Regions from separate parts of the Homo sapiens genome. Here region 1 is linked to region 2. The links are chromatin loops, found by intact Hi-C in ENCODE. Cell type or tissue: Caco-2. All regions are shown on one strand.

Region 1 (8,000 bases), 150 kb before region 2:
AGACAGAGTCTACCTCTGCCTCCCACGCCGCAGTGCAATGGCTCAATCTTGGCTCACTGCAACCTCCGCTTCCCAGGTTCAAGCAATTCTCCTGCTTCAGCCTCCTGAGTAGCTGGGACTACAGGCACGTGCCACCACACCTGGCTAATTTTTGTATTTTTAGTAGAGACGGGGTTTCACCTGTTGGCCAGGCTGGTCTCAAACTCCTGACCTCAGGTGATCTGCCTGCCTCGGGGCCTCCCGAAGTGCTGGGATTATAGACCTGAGCCACCGCGCCTGGCCAGAAGTGATATTTGAACAGGACCTCCTTGGGTGAAGGAAGTGTTGGGCATCAGGCCGAGAGAGGCGGAGTTTGAAATAACTGAAGAGGTGTGAACATGGGCAGCTGCTGGGGTGGGGCCCCCCCGAGGGTGTGTCCCCAGTGTGTGGTCGGAAGTGCGGGCCAGGAGCTGAGGAAGGCAGTGAGCTCCGCAGGACGGAAGGGCCTTGTGTGCTGGTTCACTTCCCCCTGTTGGGGAACAAAGGCTTACGACGCATGAGCCAAGACAGTGAGTGACATTTCAAGGTTTTGTGACTGTGACCCAGAGTAAGAAATACATTACATCACAACCTGGCAGAGCGTGCAACATGGAAACAAGAGTTTCATGAGACAGTTTGCTTTTTTTGTTTTTTCTTTTTTAAAGAGACAGGATCTCACTCTCACCCAGGCTGGAGTTCAGTGGTGCCTCAACCTCCTGGGCTCCAGTGATTCTCCTGCCTCAGCCTCTCAAGTAGCTCTGGTTGCAGGCACCAGCCACTGCACCAGGCCATTTTGACCATTTTATTTTATTGTATTTATTTTGTTTTTCAGAGTTGGGGCCTTGCTCTGTCACCCAGGCTGCCGTACCATGGCACGATCATGGCTCACTGCAGCCTTGAACTCCTGGGCGCAAGCAATCCTCCCGCCTCAGCCTCTGGAGTAGCTAGGACTATAGGCACACACCACCATACCCGGCTAATTTTTTCTTTCTTTCTTTTTTTTTTTTTTTTTGTAGGAATGGGGCCTCACTGTGTTGCCTAGGCTGATTTTAACTCCTAGCCTCAAGCAGTCCTCCTGCCTTGGCCTCCTAAAATGCTGGGATTAGAGGCATGAGCCACCACACAGCCAAGACAGTTTGCTATTACTACCCAGGATGTGCTCTGAGATTTTCCCTTCTATTTTATCATCGTCATTATTAAATCCTTATTTGCGGCCAGGCACGGTGGCTCACGCCTATAATCCCAGCAGTTTGGGAGGCCGAAGTGGGCAGATTGCCAGAGCTCAGGAGTTCAAGACCAGCCTGGGCAACATGGTGAAACCCCGTCTGTACTAAAATACAAAATATTAGCCAGGCATGGCGGAGTACACCTGTAGTCACAGTTACTTGGGAGGCTGAGGCAGGAGAATTGCTTGATCCCAGGAGGTGGAGGTTGCAGTGAGCCAAGATCACACCACTGCACTCCAGCCTGGGTGACAGAGTGAGACTCCATCTCAAAAAAAAATTCTGATTTACTCAGAGTACCGACTTAATTAATTTCAAGATCCACCAGTGGGTCATGACTTACAATTTTTTGGTTTTTGGTTTTTGGTATTTTTTTGAATAGAGACGAGTTCTCCTATGTTGCCCAGGCTGGTCTTGAACTCCTGGGCTCAAATGATCTTCACGACTCAGCCTCCCATAGTGCTGGGATTACAGACATGAGCCGCCGCACCCAGCCATACCTGAAGTTTTAAAAAGGGATTCGAGATGGGCACAGTGGCTCACGCCTGTAATCCCAGCGTGTTGGGAGGCCGAGGCGGGTGGATCATTTGAGTTCATGAGTTCGAGACCAGCCTGGCCAACATGGTGAACCCTCGTCTCTTCTAAAAAATAGAAAAATTAGCCGGGCGTGGTGGTGCACGCCTGTAATCCCAGCTAATCGAGAGGCTAAAGCAGGAGAATTGCTTGAACCCTGGGAAGTGGAGGTTGCAGTGAGCCGAGATAGCGCCACTGCACTCCAGCCTGGGTGATGGAGCGAGACTTCATCTCAAAAAAAAGAAGGGATTCCTCTAAGCATCCTTCCACTCCAGGCATAATGGTCTGGTGGTGGTTCAAAAGGTATTTTAGCTTTTAGAATTCTGGGAGATAGATCTTCACAGCTATTTTAACTTGCAAAGCAGCCTGAGGGGATGGGGCAGGTCCCTTCTCCCCCTCCAACTCCCCACCATCAGAATACCCCATGGCTGCCCAGTTGGTTCCCAGGTCAGTCTGAGATCCAAACAAAAGGGGAGGAAGCAACCTCAGGACGTTTCCCGTCACCCTGTTTCCCATCACCCCCAGCTCCGGGAAGTCCCCACGTGGCAACCAGTTCCCTTGCCAGGCTGGCTTCGGATGCCACCATCCCTGGGAGGGGGTTGTGGAGGAAAGAAGGGTGGTTGAGGGCCCAGCTGGGTTCTGGCCTCTGTCCCACCATGAGGGGCCAATTCCCTTTGTGTAGGGGACGGCTCTTGCCTGCTCTGCCTGCCTGCCTGTAGGCCTGGCACTCAGCAGAGGGTGGATCCACGGCTCAGAATCCCCACCTCCACCCCCACCCAAGCCTCTGTCCAAGTTCCTCTTCTGTCTGGGGTCTCTGAGGCCCCTGGAGAGATTGGAGAAACCCGGAATGGTGGGGGCGCTACCAACTCATAACCTTTGGCTCTTATAACATTGGATGGAATCCAACCCCCTCATTTTAGAGAGGTGGAAGCTGAGGCCCAGAGATGGGAAGGCGCTCACTCACGATTACACAGGAGTTGGTCTCAGAGTGATTGCAGAAGACACAGGTCTCCTGACTCCAAATCCAGTGCTCCACGTTGGGGGCTGCTAGGGAAGGGAAATGTTCTGTCCGGGAGAAACTGGACAGCCCAGGGGGCCTGCGTCGTGGCTGTGCTTCTGCCGGCCCCTTTCTGTGGACCTGCCATAGTTCCTGCCCTACCTGGTGTATAAAACAAGGATATGGGGCTGGCGATGTCCCCAAGTCCTTCAGGTTCTGAGCCTGTGCTGCCCTGGCCTCTCCTTTCTGTGTGCTTATGTGGGACGTGGGGGAGCCCTCCCTCCCCACCTAGAAGAGTGACAGGAGGAGGATGAAACCTGTGGGATCCTGTTTCCTCACAGGAACTTGCTGCTTCCCTGAGGCCTCAGAATTGGAATAGTGGCTTCTAGTCCTTTCTCTGGAGACCCTGGATATAGCAGAGGCCCCACAGTCACGCTTTGCCTTCTCAGTTCAATTTCCTTTTCCTTGTGTGTGTCTCTTCTTCAACTGGACCTACAGCTTCTTGGGGCGGGGACTGAGACCCTACGTCTGCAATCAGGGACTCCTACAGCCGGGAGGCATTTGGGTCTCTTCCCAGCGCAGGCAACGTAAGTCCTAGTTAGGATCTGGGGCTCTTTGCAGAAAGTGCTGGTGTCCTTGAGAGCAGTTTATTTAGCCTCTCTGGGCTCAGAGTCTCCATCTGTGCACTGAGAATCATCGTCATCACTTTGAAAATTAAATGAAGGACCACATGTAAGGCTCTTAGTGTTGTGGCCAGCACACAGCAGGCACTTGGTAGTTATGTGTGGCAGGGATGTATTAACCTAGTTTCTCCCCACGTGGTGCAAGTGCCGCTGGGGAGGAGAGAAGTCACATTGCTTTGCCCAGAACTGTGTTAAGGGCTTCACCTATGTTATCCCAATGTGCCTCACCGGGACCCTGTGAGATAAATGTGCTCATTGCCTGTTTCACAGACAGGACACTGAGGCTCAAAGAATGAAGGGTCTTGCCTCCATCACACAGCCAGTGGGGAGGGAACAAACCCAGGTCTCACTGGCAGCAGACACTGAACCTCCCTCCCATTCCCACCAGATGGAACCCAGTCCCTTTCTCAAGTCCCGACTAAAGAGATTTTCTGGGCCAGGCGCGGTGGCCGACGCCTGTAATCCAAACACTTTGGGAGACTGAGGTGGGTGGATCACCTGAGGTTAGGAGTTTGAGACCAGCCTGGCCAACATGGTGAAACCCCATCTCTACTAAAAATACAAAAATTAGCCAGGCAAGGTGGCATGCACCTGCAATCCCAGCTACTCAGGAGGCTGAGGCAGGAGAATCACTTGAACCCGGGAGGCAGAGGTTTCAGTGAGCTGAGATCGCGCCACTGCACTCCAGCCTGGGTGACATAGTGAGACTCTGTCCCCAGCAACAAAAAGAGATTTTCTGAAATTGAACAGCTCTGATGGTTGGCCTGTTCTTCCTTCTACTGAGATTTTATGGTATCCAGCCATGGAAACTGACTAATTAGAATAGAAATGGAGGAATACAACCACAGAGGAGCTGGAGCAGAGGGAGTCCAGATGCCCAGCCCTCAGAGAGCAGGGTCATTCCCAGGGACAGTCCCTCCCAGGCCAGTGGCTTCTGTGCCTTTGGCTGTTGGTCCTGAAAGAGAGGTGCCTTCAGGGTTAGGGGTGTCTGAGCTCAGTCTCAGGGGTCACACAGACAGGGTTCTGGCCCCAGCCCCAGCACTTCCTCTTCACTGGCTGAGTCTGTGGCCATCTCTCCAGGATGTGGCCTTCAGATGCTGTAACTCCTAACTCCCAGTCTCTGCCCTTCCCCACTCAGTGTCTCTCACCAAGGTTCAATTTCTGGCTGGGTGTGGTGTCTCACACCTGTGATCCCAGCACTTCAGGAGGCTGAGGCAGGAGGATCGCTTGAATGCAGCAGTTCAAGACCAGCCCGGGCAACAAAGTGAGATCCCCGTCTCTCTTTTTTTTGAGATGGAGTCTCTCCCTGGTGCCCAGGCTGGAGTGCAGTGGCATGATCTTGGCTCACTGCAACCTCTGCCTCCCAGGTTCAAGTGATTCTCCTGCCTTAGCTTCCCGAGTAGCTGGGATTATAGGCACTCACCACAATGCTTGGCTAATTTTTGTATTTTTAGTAGAGATGGGGTTTTACCATGTTGGCCAGGCTGGTCTCAAACTCCTGACCTCAAGTGATCCACCAGCCTCGGCCTCCCAAAGTGCTGGGATTACAGGCATGAGCCACTACATCCAGCTGAGATCCCCATCTCTACAAAAAAATTGTTAGAGATTGGCTGGTCGTGGTGGTGTGCACCTGTAGTCTCAGCTACTCAGGAGGCTGAGGTGGGAGGATCACTTGAAGCCCAGAAGGCAGAGGTTAGAGGTTGCAGTGAGCCGTGATTGCACCACTGCACTCCAGCCTGGGTGACAGAGCGAGACCCTATCTCCAAAAAAAAAAAAAAAAAAAAAAAGGGACGATTTCTGGGAAAGAGAGCCGGGTTGCCTAGCTCGGGTCACAGGCCTGCCTCTGAGAAGAGGGGACAGTACCCTGTGTTTGGCAGTTTCACCATCACCAGATGGATGGGGGAGGGGCAGATCCTTGCCACGAACAGAGTTTGTGCTCACTACCCACCAAGTTCATAGATTGAAATCCTAACCCCCAAGGTGATGGTGTTAGGAAGTGGGGCCTTGTGTTGTGATTAGGTCATGAGGGTGGAGCTCTCATGAGTGGGATTAGTGCCCTTATTTTATTTGTTTATTTTTTTTGAGATGGAGTTTCGCTCTAGATGCCCAGGCTGGAGTGCAATGGCACAATCTTGGCTCACTGCAATCTCTGCCTCCTGGGTTCAAGCGGTTCTCCTGCCTCAGCCTCCTGAGTAGCTGGGATTACAGGTGCCAACCACCATGCCCAGCTAATTTTTGTGTTTTTAGTAGATATGGTGTTTCACCATGTTGGCCAGGCTGCTCTCAAACTCCTGACTTCAGTTGATCTGCCCACCTCAGCCTCCCAAAGTGCTGGGATTACAGGCGTGAGCCACGGCACCCGGCCGGATTACTGCCCTCATAAAAAAGACTCAGGCTGGGCACCGTGGCTCACGCCTGTAATCCCAGCACTTTGGGAGGCTGAGGTGGACAGATCCCTTGAGCCCAGGAGTTTGGGACCAGCCTGGGCAACATAGTGAGACCCCGTCTTTGCAAAAATACAAAAATTAGCCAGACATGGTGGCACACACCTGTAGTCCCAGCTACTCAGGAGGCTGAGGCAGGAGAATCACTTAAACCCAGGAGGCCAAGGTTGTAGTGAGCAGAAATCGTGCCACTGCACTCCAGCCTGGGTGACAGAGTAAGACTGTCTCAAAAATAAATAAACAAATAAATAAAAATAAAAGACACTCAATGCACAAACAGGCATGTAAAAGAAATTGGCTGGGTGCGGTGACTCACCCCTGTAATCCAAGCACTTTGGGAGGCCAAGGTGGGGGGCATCGCTTGAGTTCAGGAATTTGAGACCAGCCTGGGCAACATGGAGAGACCCCATCTCTATTTAAATAAAAAATAAAATAAACTAAAATAAATACAAATAAAATAAGAAAAATAAAAGAGACCCAAGAGAGCTCTCTTGCCTCTTGTGCTATGTGAGGACACAGTGAGGAAAGTGCCATCTATAAGACCCCGAATCTGCCAGCACCTTGACTTTGGACTTCCAGCCGCCAGAACTGTGAATTGTGAGAAGTAAATTTCTGTTGTTTATAAGCATCCTGAATAGATTAAGATGATCCCCAAAGACAGGGGTTGCTATGACCAGAAGAGGGAGGTGAAAGATGCTGGGAAGGCCAATCAGAAGCTCCCCACCCCAGAAGGCCACCTGTCTGTTCTGGTCCTGGCCTCCGTGAATACAAACTTCTCTTTCATTGTGTTCCTCCTCCCTTCCTTCCTCTTTCCTCCCTCCCTCACAAATTGTTTGCTCTGTTTCAGGCATACTAATAAGCCCAGGGAAGAAGAGTCAGACCCAGTGCCAGCGCAGGGGAAACGCATCTAATCCAGAACAGCAGACACAGCTCCTCTCCCATGGAACACCCAGAGCAGACATTGCCAGTCGATCCCAGCACCCTTTCCCCGGGAGCCTGGGCTCAGCCTCAAGACTTTGCTTCCGCTTCACAAAGCTCTGCACAGCCAGTTCTCATCAATTGGAGTTGGTCCAAAATATGGAAACTCTTTGCTCTGCCTGACCCAAACCATTCCTCTTTCCCATAACAATTCTGACATTTAAAAACAGCAGAATTCCCCAACACTCATCCCCGGGAAAAGAAATTTGGCATTGTTGGTACTTTCAACTCCTGACCCTGGTCAGCTGTTGAGTCAACTTGTGGTTGAGTCTGAGCCCCATTTCTGCAGACAGAAAGACCGCATTTGCGTTTCTGAGTCTCAGGTTTAGGATGAATTTTGTATAGTCACTGTAACAAATTACTGCAAACGTAGTGGCTTAAAATAAAACAAATCCATTAGCTTACAATTCCAGAGATTAAAAGTCCAAAATGAATCTTTAAAAAATTTTTAATTTAGTTTTATTTTTTAATTTTCCTTTTTTTTGAGACAGAGTCTCACTCTGTCGCCCAGGCTGGAGTGCAGTGGCACGATCTTGGCTCACTGCAACCTCCACCTCCCGGGTTCAAGGGATTCTAGTGCCTCAGCCTCCCAAAGTGCTGAAATTATAGGCATAAGCCACCACGCCTGGCCCAAAATGAATCTTACAGGCCTGAAATCAAGACGTCAGCAGGGTGATGTTCCTTTTTTGTTGTTGTTTCGCTTTTGTCCCCCGGGCTGGAGTGCAGTGGTGGGATCTTGGCTCACCGCAACCTCCGCCTCCCAGGTTCAAGCGATTATCCTGCCTCAGCCTCCTGAGTAGCTGGAATTACAGGCATGCGCCACCACGCCGAGCTAATTTTGCATTTTTAGTAGAGACGGGGTTTCTCCACGTTGGTCAGGCTGGTCTCGAACTCCTGACCTCAGGTGATCCACCCACCTCGGCCTCCCAAAGTGCTGGGATTACAGGCATGAGCCACTGCACCAGGCCAGGGTGATGTTCTTTATAGAGGCTCCAGGTGAGGATCTGTTTCCCTGTCTTTTCCAGCATAATCTAGAGGCTGCCCACATTTTTTTTTTTTTTTTTGAGACAAAGTCTCGCTCTTG
Region 2 (8,000 bases):
CACCAAGGCTTCCTTGTCTCATTCAGCCGAAGAAAAGAGTGGGGTGGGATTTGCCTGTGTCTTCTTTCCTTAGGAGAGTTTGTGTAAAGAATTCTGTGTCTGTTGCATTGTAGAAATGATGTTAATCTCTCGCCTATATTCCAGGCATGTGGAATCGAGGCAATGGGTAAAATGACCAGGCTTCTCTTTCCTTCCTCAGATATGAGATCCTGACTCCAAACTCCATTCCCAAGGGTTTCATGGACGGGAAGCAGGCGTGCGTGCTCATGGTGAGTTGAGCTGCTGTCCCTGCCTCTCTGGATGGGCAGCCCCTTGTCTGGGGAGTGCCCACGTGGCCAGGGCCCACCTTGCTATATCAGTGGTCGGTGGATGCCCAGGCTGTGTCCCTTCTGATGCTCCGCGTCTGACTCTGCCGGGCGCCCTTTGCAGTAGCCCCTAGGCCTCAGATAGCCAGGGATGGTGTTTGGCACCAGGGTTGTGTGGAGGAGACAAGAACTGTAGCCATGGCCGGGCTCTGATGTAAGATGATGGCCTCTTTGGTTTGGGGGACATTCTCCTGCTTTCTTGCTCACGGGCCTGACTCCACATCCAGTGTGGTGAGCAGGGCAGCTCACAGCCAGGGCAGCAGGCCTGGTGCTCCGTGACCTGGGCTTCTCCTCCCTCCCTCCCCACTCCCAGCCCTAGCGCAGTGCTGGACGGGCTGTGCGCATGCTCTGAGTTCCGGTTGATTGAAAGCCCTGCGGTGACTCAGTGCCAAGCCAGGGCTGAATCCCACCCTGCTCCTTTTTTCCCCTTCCCAGCATCCTGTTGTTTCTGGCGTGTCCAGGTTAGCAGCTGCTACCTTTGGCCTTGTTTTACTTCACGTTCTTTCTAAAGAATCAGAAAGCTTTGGCTGCAGAGTAGGGAGTTGGTGGGAGGAAAAGAGAAGGAAAAATTCAACACCTACTGTGTGCACAGCCTGCGTTCGGTGACGGGGAGATAGGGAACAGGAAGAAGGAGGGAGAGGAGATGGCTTTCTGCTCTCCAGATGCTCGTCAGCCAGTGAGAAGAAGGGTGAAGGGCACACCTCCAGCTGTGCCTGGGCCACCCTTTCATGGAGCTGTGGCCAGTTGCTGGCCAGGTAAACGGCCTGCTCCTCCCACCTAGATAAAAGCCCTGGAGCTCGACAGCAATCTGTACCGCATTGGCCAGAGCAAAGTCTTCTTCCGTGCCGGTGTGCTGGCCCACCTGGAGGAGGAGCGAGACCTGAAGATCACCGACGTCATCATAGGGTTCCAGGCCTGCTGCAGGGGCTACCTGGCCAGGAAGTGAGTCCCGGGAGATACTCCTGCCCCGCATGCCAGGCCTTGCCACGCCCTTCTGTTGCCAAAGGGCACTTAGCAGGCCACCCCGCTGCAGCCAGTCACATGCCTGTCAGGGAGGCCCAGGTGGCTCTTCCTACCCCTGTTCCTGGATTTCTACCTTTGAGGAGTAGAATCGGGCAGTTCTTTTTTTTTTCTTTTTTTTTTTTTTTTTTTGAGACGGAGTCTCACTCTGTCGCCCAGGCTGGAGTGCTGTGGTGCGTTCTCGGCTCACTGCAACCTCCACCTCCCACGTTCAAGTGATTCTCCTGCCTCAGCCTCACTTAGTAGCTGAGGTTACAGGTGCACGCCACCACGCCCAGCTAATTTTTGTATTTTTAGTAGAGACGGGGTTTCGTCATTGTTGCCCAGGCTGGTCTCGAACTCCTGACCTCAAGTGATCCGCCCACCTCAGCCTCCCAAAGTGCTGGGATTACAGGCATGAGCCACTGCTCCTGGCTGAATCTGGCATTTCTGATTGGGGTTTAGAGTGATGGGTGGGAAGAGGCTGACTCTGCTTGGATTTGCCTGCCTGAAGGATCCTGCTTACCAGGACTCCTTACCGTGTGACCCTTGTGGGGACAGCACCCAGAGCCTGCCTGTCCCTAAAGAACCCTGTGATTCCAGGGGAGCAGGCCATCCTCGAGTCCAGACTCATCTTTGACTCCCTGGGGAATGACGGCTCCCCTGCTGCAGGACAGCGGCTGTGGGCACTGCACACTCGTCCCCTTGTGCTCGGGGATGGGGTCCTAGCAGGAGCGCCGAGCTCTGGGAGACGAAGCTTGAGCATTTGCACAGATGGAGGCTTGTTTATCCAAAAGCCCTCCAGCTGACACCTGCAGCCCACCTTCACAGTACATCAGCTTCTGACGTTCTCCCACCAAACAAAAGCTCAGATAGGGAACAGCACGAAGGGTGGGAAGCTGAAGTCCAGAGTCACCCAGGGCCAGTCAGCTTAATCACCAAGGGTCACGCTCAGTCCCCACACTGAGTAGGATCTGTGGTTACTTCACACGTGCCTTCACCCCCATGGGCACCTCAGTGGAGGGGTAGTCTGGTGACCTAGGTCCTTCACCGACTGTAAGATTAGTGCCTCATGGAGTCACACAGCCTGTAAGTGGGAGAAACTTATCTCAACCCCAAGGCCAGACCCCTTCCCTGAATTTCTTTCTTGAGGTGCCCCAGGCAAGGGTAGACCCCCAGAAAAGCTTGAGGACAAGACCAGGACTGTTAGGTCGGGTCTGCTGTCCACTGCTCCGCGCTGACCATGTTCCTCACCACACAGAGCATTTGCCAAGCGGCAGCAGCAGCTTACCGCCATGAAGGTCCTCCAGCGGAACTGCGCTGCCTACCTGAAGCTGCGGAACTGGCAGTGGTGGCGGCTCTTCACCAAGGTGCGTGCTAGAAGGGCCTCCTGAGTAGCTGGGACTACGGGTGCACACCACCATACATACCTGGCTAATTGTTTGTATTTTTTGTAGAGGTGTGGTCTCACCATGTCGCCCAGGTTGGTCACAAACTCTTGGGCTCCAGCAATCCTCCTACCTCAGCCTCCCAAAGTGCTGGAATTACAGGCATGAGCCACTGTGCCCGGCCCTTTTTGATTTTTAGTAGAGACAAGGTCTCACTATCTTGCCCAGGCTGACCTTCCTGGCCTTTAAAAAAAAAATCTCTTTATTTTTAAACTTGTCCGGGCTGCTTTTGTGTATAATACATAATTTATGGTAATGGCGAAAAACCAACTCACAAAAAGCCTAAAGAATTAAATAAAAATTCACACATAAACCCTTAGCCTAAACCAACAGCAGCAGCTATTTTAGTGTTTAATTTCTCGCTCTTTTTCTCACTGCCTATAAAACCTCAGCTATGTAAACAGTATACATTCTTCCATAGCTGAGTTTGACTCATATAAACAGTTGTAGTTCGTACGTTCCATTTATGATTCCTTCATAAGCATCGTTTTTTTAGAGGTAGTGTGCTGTTCCCTAGGGAACACATCATTATCTGGGTACTTTTTCAGAGATGGGTCCTTCCTCATTTTCTTGCTGTGATAAACAATGCCGAGGTGAACATCTTCACGCACACGCAGGGATAGTTTCCCTGGAATGTAGTTAGCGGGTCAGAAGCCCGTGGTACAGAGCGCCAGGAAGGATGTGCCTGCTTGCAGCCCCCACCACAGCGTGTCTTCTTGCCCCTCACTTTCATGTTTCCAGAGGTGAGGGAGAGGCCTCACACCTGTTGGCAGAGGCGGGCATCTTCCAGCCGAGCATGTCTCTACCTCTATCTCCTCTCCCAGGTCAAGCCGCTGCTGCAGGTGAGCCGGCAGGAGGAGGAGATGATGGCCAAGGAGGAGGAGCTGGTGAAGGTCAGAGAGAAGCAGCTGGCTGCGGAGAACAGGCTCACGGAGATGGAGACGCTGCAGTCTCAGGTGGGTGTCAGTGCAGGCTCAGTCCAGGTCGCACGACCTGCCTGGTGCTGCCACCTGCTGGCCATCGGTAGGCACGGCATGCTGGAAGTTTCTATTACTATAGGAGTTTTCTACAACTGAGTTTCCTATTACTGTAAACAGTGACCAGTCTCTCTGCAGACCCCATTGGGTGTTAAGTGATGTAGGGAGGCCACTTAATAGAGTGGAACGTTCACAAGTGTTGGGTTCAAACCTCAGCTCTACCACATGACTTGAGCCCATTTCCTGGGACCTTGCTCTGGAGCTCATGGGGTAGTGAAAAATCAAGGACACGATGTCTGGAAGGTACCTGGAAGCTTCAGAGCTCTCCAGATGAAAGCTACTTTTGTCTGCATGTTCCTTTCCCTCTGGGATCCCGAGCCATGGCGTCCGTCCTTGAGGATGGAGTGGCTTGAGGGTGTTGCGAGGAGCTTGTGTTTTCCACTTGTTGTTTGCAGCTCATGGCAGAGAAATTGCAGCTGCAGGAGCAGCTCCAGGCAGAAACCGAGCTGTGTGCCGAGGCTGAGGAGCTCCGGGCCCGCCTGACCGCCAAGAAGCAGGAATTAGAAGAGATCTGCCATGACCTAGAGGCCAGGGTGGAGGAGGAGGAGGAGCGCTGCCAGCACCTGCAGGCGGAGAAGAAGAAGATGCAGCAGAACATCCAGGTTCCTGCCCGCTGCACCCGGGGAGGGGTGGCGCCGGAGGGGCAGGGCGGGGCGGAGGAGCAGGAACCAGGAGCTGGGAGAACATGGAATTAGGGTCCAAGGAGGCTGCTCCTCACGCAATCTGCTTGGGGCTCTCAGTGAGAGGTGTTCCCTTTGGGCTGGTAGTTTGTGACATGTGCATCTGAGATCTCCATGAGCACTGCCTGGGCCAGCATCAAGGCCAATTTGATTTCCCTGCCATTAGCCCTGGCCCTGGCTAGCCGAAGGGGCACAGGGCCAGCACCTCTGCGTCCTGCCTGTTTCATGGGTGGGAGCTTGCTGCAGGAAACCCTTCAGAACATTGCACCGATGTTCTGGCCCTGTGTCCCAGTTTGAAATCTGGAATCCTACAAATGGGGCTTGGGCCCTGCCTCGGCTGTGGCCCTGGGCTGGCGGACCTTGCCGTCCCCACCTCAGCCATGGCCCTGGGCTCACAGACCTTGCTATTTTCTCCTTGGCGTTTGGATCTGGCCTTCGGACCTTGCTGCCTTCACCTTGGCCATGCCTCTGGGCCTGCTGTCCTTACCGTGTCTCTGGCCCCCGGCAGGAGCTTGAGGAGCAGCTGGAGGAGGAGGAGAGCGCCCGGCAGAAGCTGCAGCTGGAGAAGGTGACCACCGAGGCGAAGCTGAAAAAGCTGGAGGAGGAGCAGATCATCCTGGAGGACCAGAACTGCAAGCTGGCCAAGGTGAGGCCCGTGGCTGTCGCCTGCCGCTGCTCCAGGGGCGCCGTGGATGGGAGAGTGTGGTCACCCTTGCAGGGCCTGGCTCCCCGCTGCTGCTGCTTCCTGTCTCTTCTGCCTGCAGCATGAGGGCTTCTGCTTAACTGCAAGTGCTCCCTGGAGGTCCCATGGGCCTTAGTTGAGGGATTTCCTCATAAGCAAAGGGGCCCTGGGGAAGGGTTTGTCCTTTCCCCTCTGGAAAGCTCTTCTTTGCCAGCCGTGAGACCCGAGCCTGTGTAAAGGTGGCCATCTGTGCAGCATTGCAAGTGTTGGTCACTGTGGGGTTGGGGACACCTTGGTGGCTCTGTGTTGAGATACGGGGTACTCTTCCTCCACTGTCCCTGGGCGGCAGCTATTCCTCTTGAGAATGAGTTGGGTCCCTGTCGGTGTCTGCCCAGGGAGCAGATAGCAGCCGGGGAACCAGTTAGAGGAGAAGGCAGGAGAAGGCAGCCTCCCCACCTTTCGGGCCTCCTCAGAACATGGGAGCCCCAAAGGCTGGGGAGGCTGAGGTGGCAGGACGCCCACCCGGGACTGGGATGAGGGGACTCAGGTGCTTGTGCCGAGCTGTGGCCGCTGGGCAGGGGTGTTGCAGGGGCCACACAGAACAGAAAGCAAGGAGAGCAGCCCGGGGCACCGCGGGGCTGAAGAGGGGGAGGGGCCGTGGCCCACCTGGCAGGTGAGAGAGGGGCACGGAGAAGGTGGCCTGGTGGCGCAGGTGAGCGCCGTGTGGCAGCCTCTTGAAGGAGTGGAGCCATCTGTCCCTGCTGACACTAGCTGTCACCTGGAATCCTTTCTCACCCAAGCCCACAGGGGAAGGGGAAGGGCTTGGGCACCCACATTTTTTGGTTCTAAGGAAGCGTACCTCGCTGTTTCAGGGGAGCTCGTGACCTTTCAAAATTATCCTTTGATCTAGGAAAATCCTAATGAACTTGATCAAGCGTCTAAAGCCCTCTCCATTCAGCCCCAGATTTCCGGGCGAGTCATGCTTTGAGGCTAGCAAGTGTTCTGTGCTCAACCAACACTAAATGCCAGCCTACTCCCCTCTCCCCAGGAAAAGAAACTGCTGGAAGACAGAATAGCTGAGTTCACCACCAACCTCACAGAAGAGGAGGAGAAATCTAAGAGCCTCGCCAAGCTCAAGAACAAGCATGAGGCAATGATCACTGACTTGGAAGGTGAGGGGGTGACGAGCAGGAGGTGATGGGCAGGGGCTGGCGGGCAAGGGCTGGCGGTCAGGGGCCGGCCTGTCTGACCGGAACACCGAGGCCTTCTCAGCTCACGGGTGAGCCTGGGTCACACTACAGCACTGGCTGCTGCCCTTTAGACCTGAGGTCACCAGGTCGAGGGGAGCCGTGTCTGGTGCCTGCGGGAACCTGAGCCTCCAGGCCCCTGTTGCTCTGTGGCTAGATGCCCCCACTGCATGAAGCGTGTTTAGAGAGCTTTGGCATTGCTCTGTTGTGTGCCGTGGGTTTTGGAAGCTTCTGAGACTTCCTAGGAGGCTCCGGGTTTGACCCACAGGACTCACTAGCTCTGTCACTGACTAGCTGGCTCATCTTGCAGCTATGACTTAAGCTCCATGAGCTTTAGTTTTACCTAAAAAGGGGACACAGTGCTAGGGTGTCTGTGAGAATTTCATTAAATACATGTGAACACATATGTACCGTAAAGTCCTAGACGAATACTGCGGAAGTTCATTGCTTGACTTGGGGCAGGGTGACAAATCCTGCCTTGTCTCTGTGTGCCCTCGGGATCTGTGGCAGGGAGGGGGTGCTGGGGTAGAAGCACAGGTCCGTGGCTGTCTGAGGACCCCCAGCCCTGCCCCTTGAGAGGAGTGGACAGCTGGGGGAACAGGGGAACCCCGACTACTCTGGGAACTCTGAGCTCATACCCAGGGGAGGGAGACCAAAACCTGACCACCGGGAGGATTATCCCCAGCTTAGTTTCACAGTCTTGTCCGGCCCCCTCACATCTGCAGGGGATGAGGTGAGTCAGGTCCAGCAGAAGAGAGGTCCGGACACAGAGAGATCTCTTCCCTCACAGACACCCTCCCTCACCTGGGAGGAGCCCGGAAGACTTGGTCATCTAGGAGGTCTAGGGGTTGCCTTGCACCCACCAGATGGACAGACATGAAAGGTTGACACTAATAAGGGCTAACATAGACACGGAGCTGTCAGAGCACACATATGCTGCTGCTGGGACTGCAAACTGGTAGACGGCGTTAGAGAACGATCCGGCAGTCCTAGTGAGGTTGAAACTTAGCATGCCGGTGACCTGGCCGTTCCATCCGTCACTCAGCCGTGTGCACTGAGAGTGAGCAGGATGCTTGCAGCAGCGTTGATCAGAGCGTGCGATGAACACAGCCGCATGCCCGCCAGCTGCAGGACGGGTACATAAGTAAGTTGTGGTGTATTCTCATAATGGAATCCTAGACAAATGTCCTTACACATCTATTCCAGCGAAACTTCACGGGCTACATCTCAAGATCACGTGATGGGGTGGCAAAGGCACGGCAGGGAATAACCATCACGAGGCAGGCACTGTTCTAGGTGCTTTTTAAGATAGTAACTCATTGGCGCCTCACAGCATCCTAATGAAGTAGGCTGTCTCCTTTTGCTTATTATTCAGATGAGGTATAGAAAGTAGCTTTCCCAAGTGACATCACAGAGTTATAAAGCTAGACATAGAGCCCTGACCGTGCGATTCCAACTGTGGAATTCACACAAGGCAGTTCCATTATATAAGTTCAGATTCACACACAATTGAACATGTTTTTTAGAGATACAGACATGGTA

Evidence for each region. A loop is a pair of places that touch in the nucleus more often than their neighbours do. Peaks named below come from ENCODE experiments on the same cell type or tissue, not always from the same donor. Only the 100,000 strongest peaks of a DNase experiment are listed, where the experiment ranks them.
Region 1: a loop joins it to region 2, with 16 times the contacts of the local background. A loop is called at or near these places in 2 of 110 quality-filtered maps.

The regions. Positions count from the first base shown.
Region 1 is chr22:36,444,390-36,452,389 of GRCh38, reverse strand. LOC124905111 (a long non-coding RNA gene) reads left to right here. Exons shown (of 2, transcript XR_007068089.1): 2 at 6,786-7,323. Among named protein-coding and RNA genes, the nearest start is that of TXN2, 33 kb to the left of the region's middle. RefSeq lists enhancers at 1-379, 401-600, 380-884. In Caco-2, no CTCF peak of the experiment used is centred here; DNase peaks (open chromatin) are centred at 411 and 3,893.
Region 2 is chr22:36,297,302-36,305,301 of GRCh38, reverse strand. It overlaps MYH9 (myosin heavy chain 9), which reads left to right. Exons shown (of 41, transcript NM_002473.6): 18 at 200-269; 19 at 1,147-1,307; 20 at 2,626-2,734; 21 at 3,637-3,768; 22 at 4,245-4,451; 23 at 5,038-5,175; 24 at 6,260-6,383. Among named protein-coding and RNA genes, the nearest start is that of MIR6819, 14 kb to the right of the region's middle. RefSeq lists an enhancer at 4,147-5,346. In Caco-2, a CTCF peak has its summit at 3,825 (motif pointing left); a DNase peak (open chromatin) is centred at 3,761.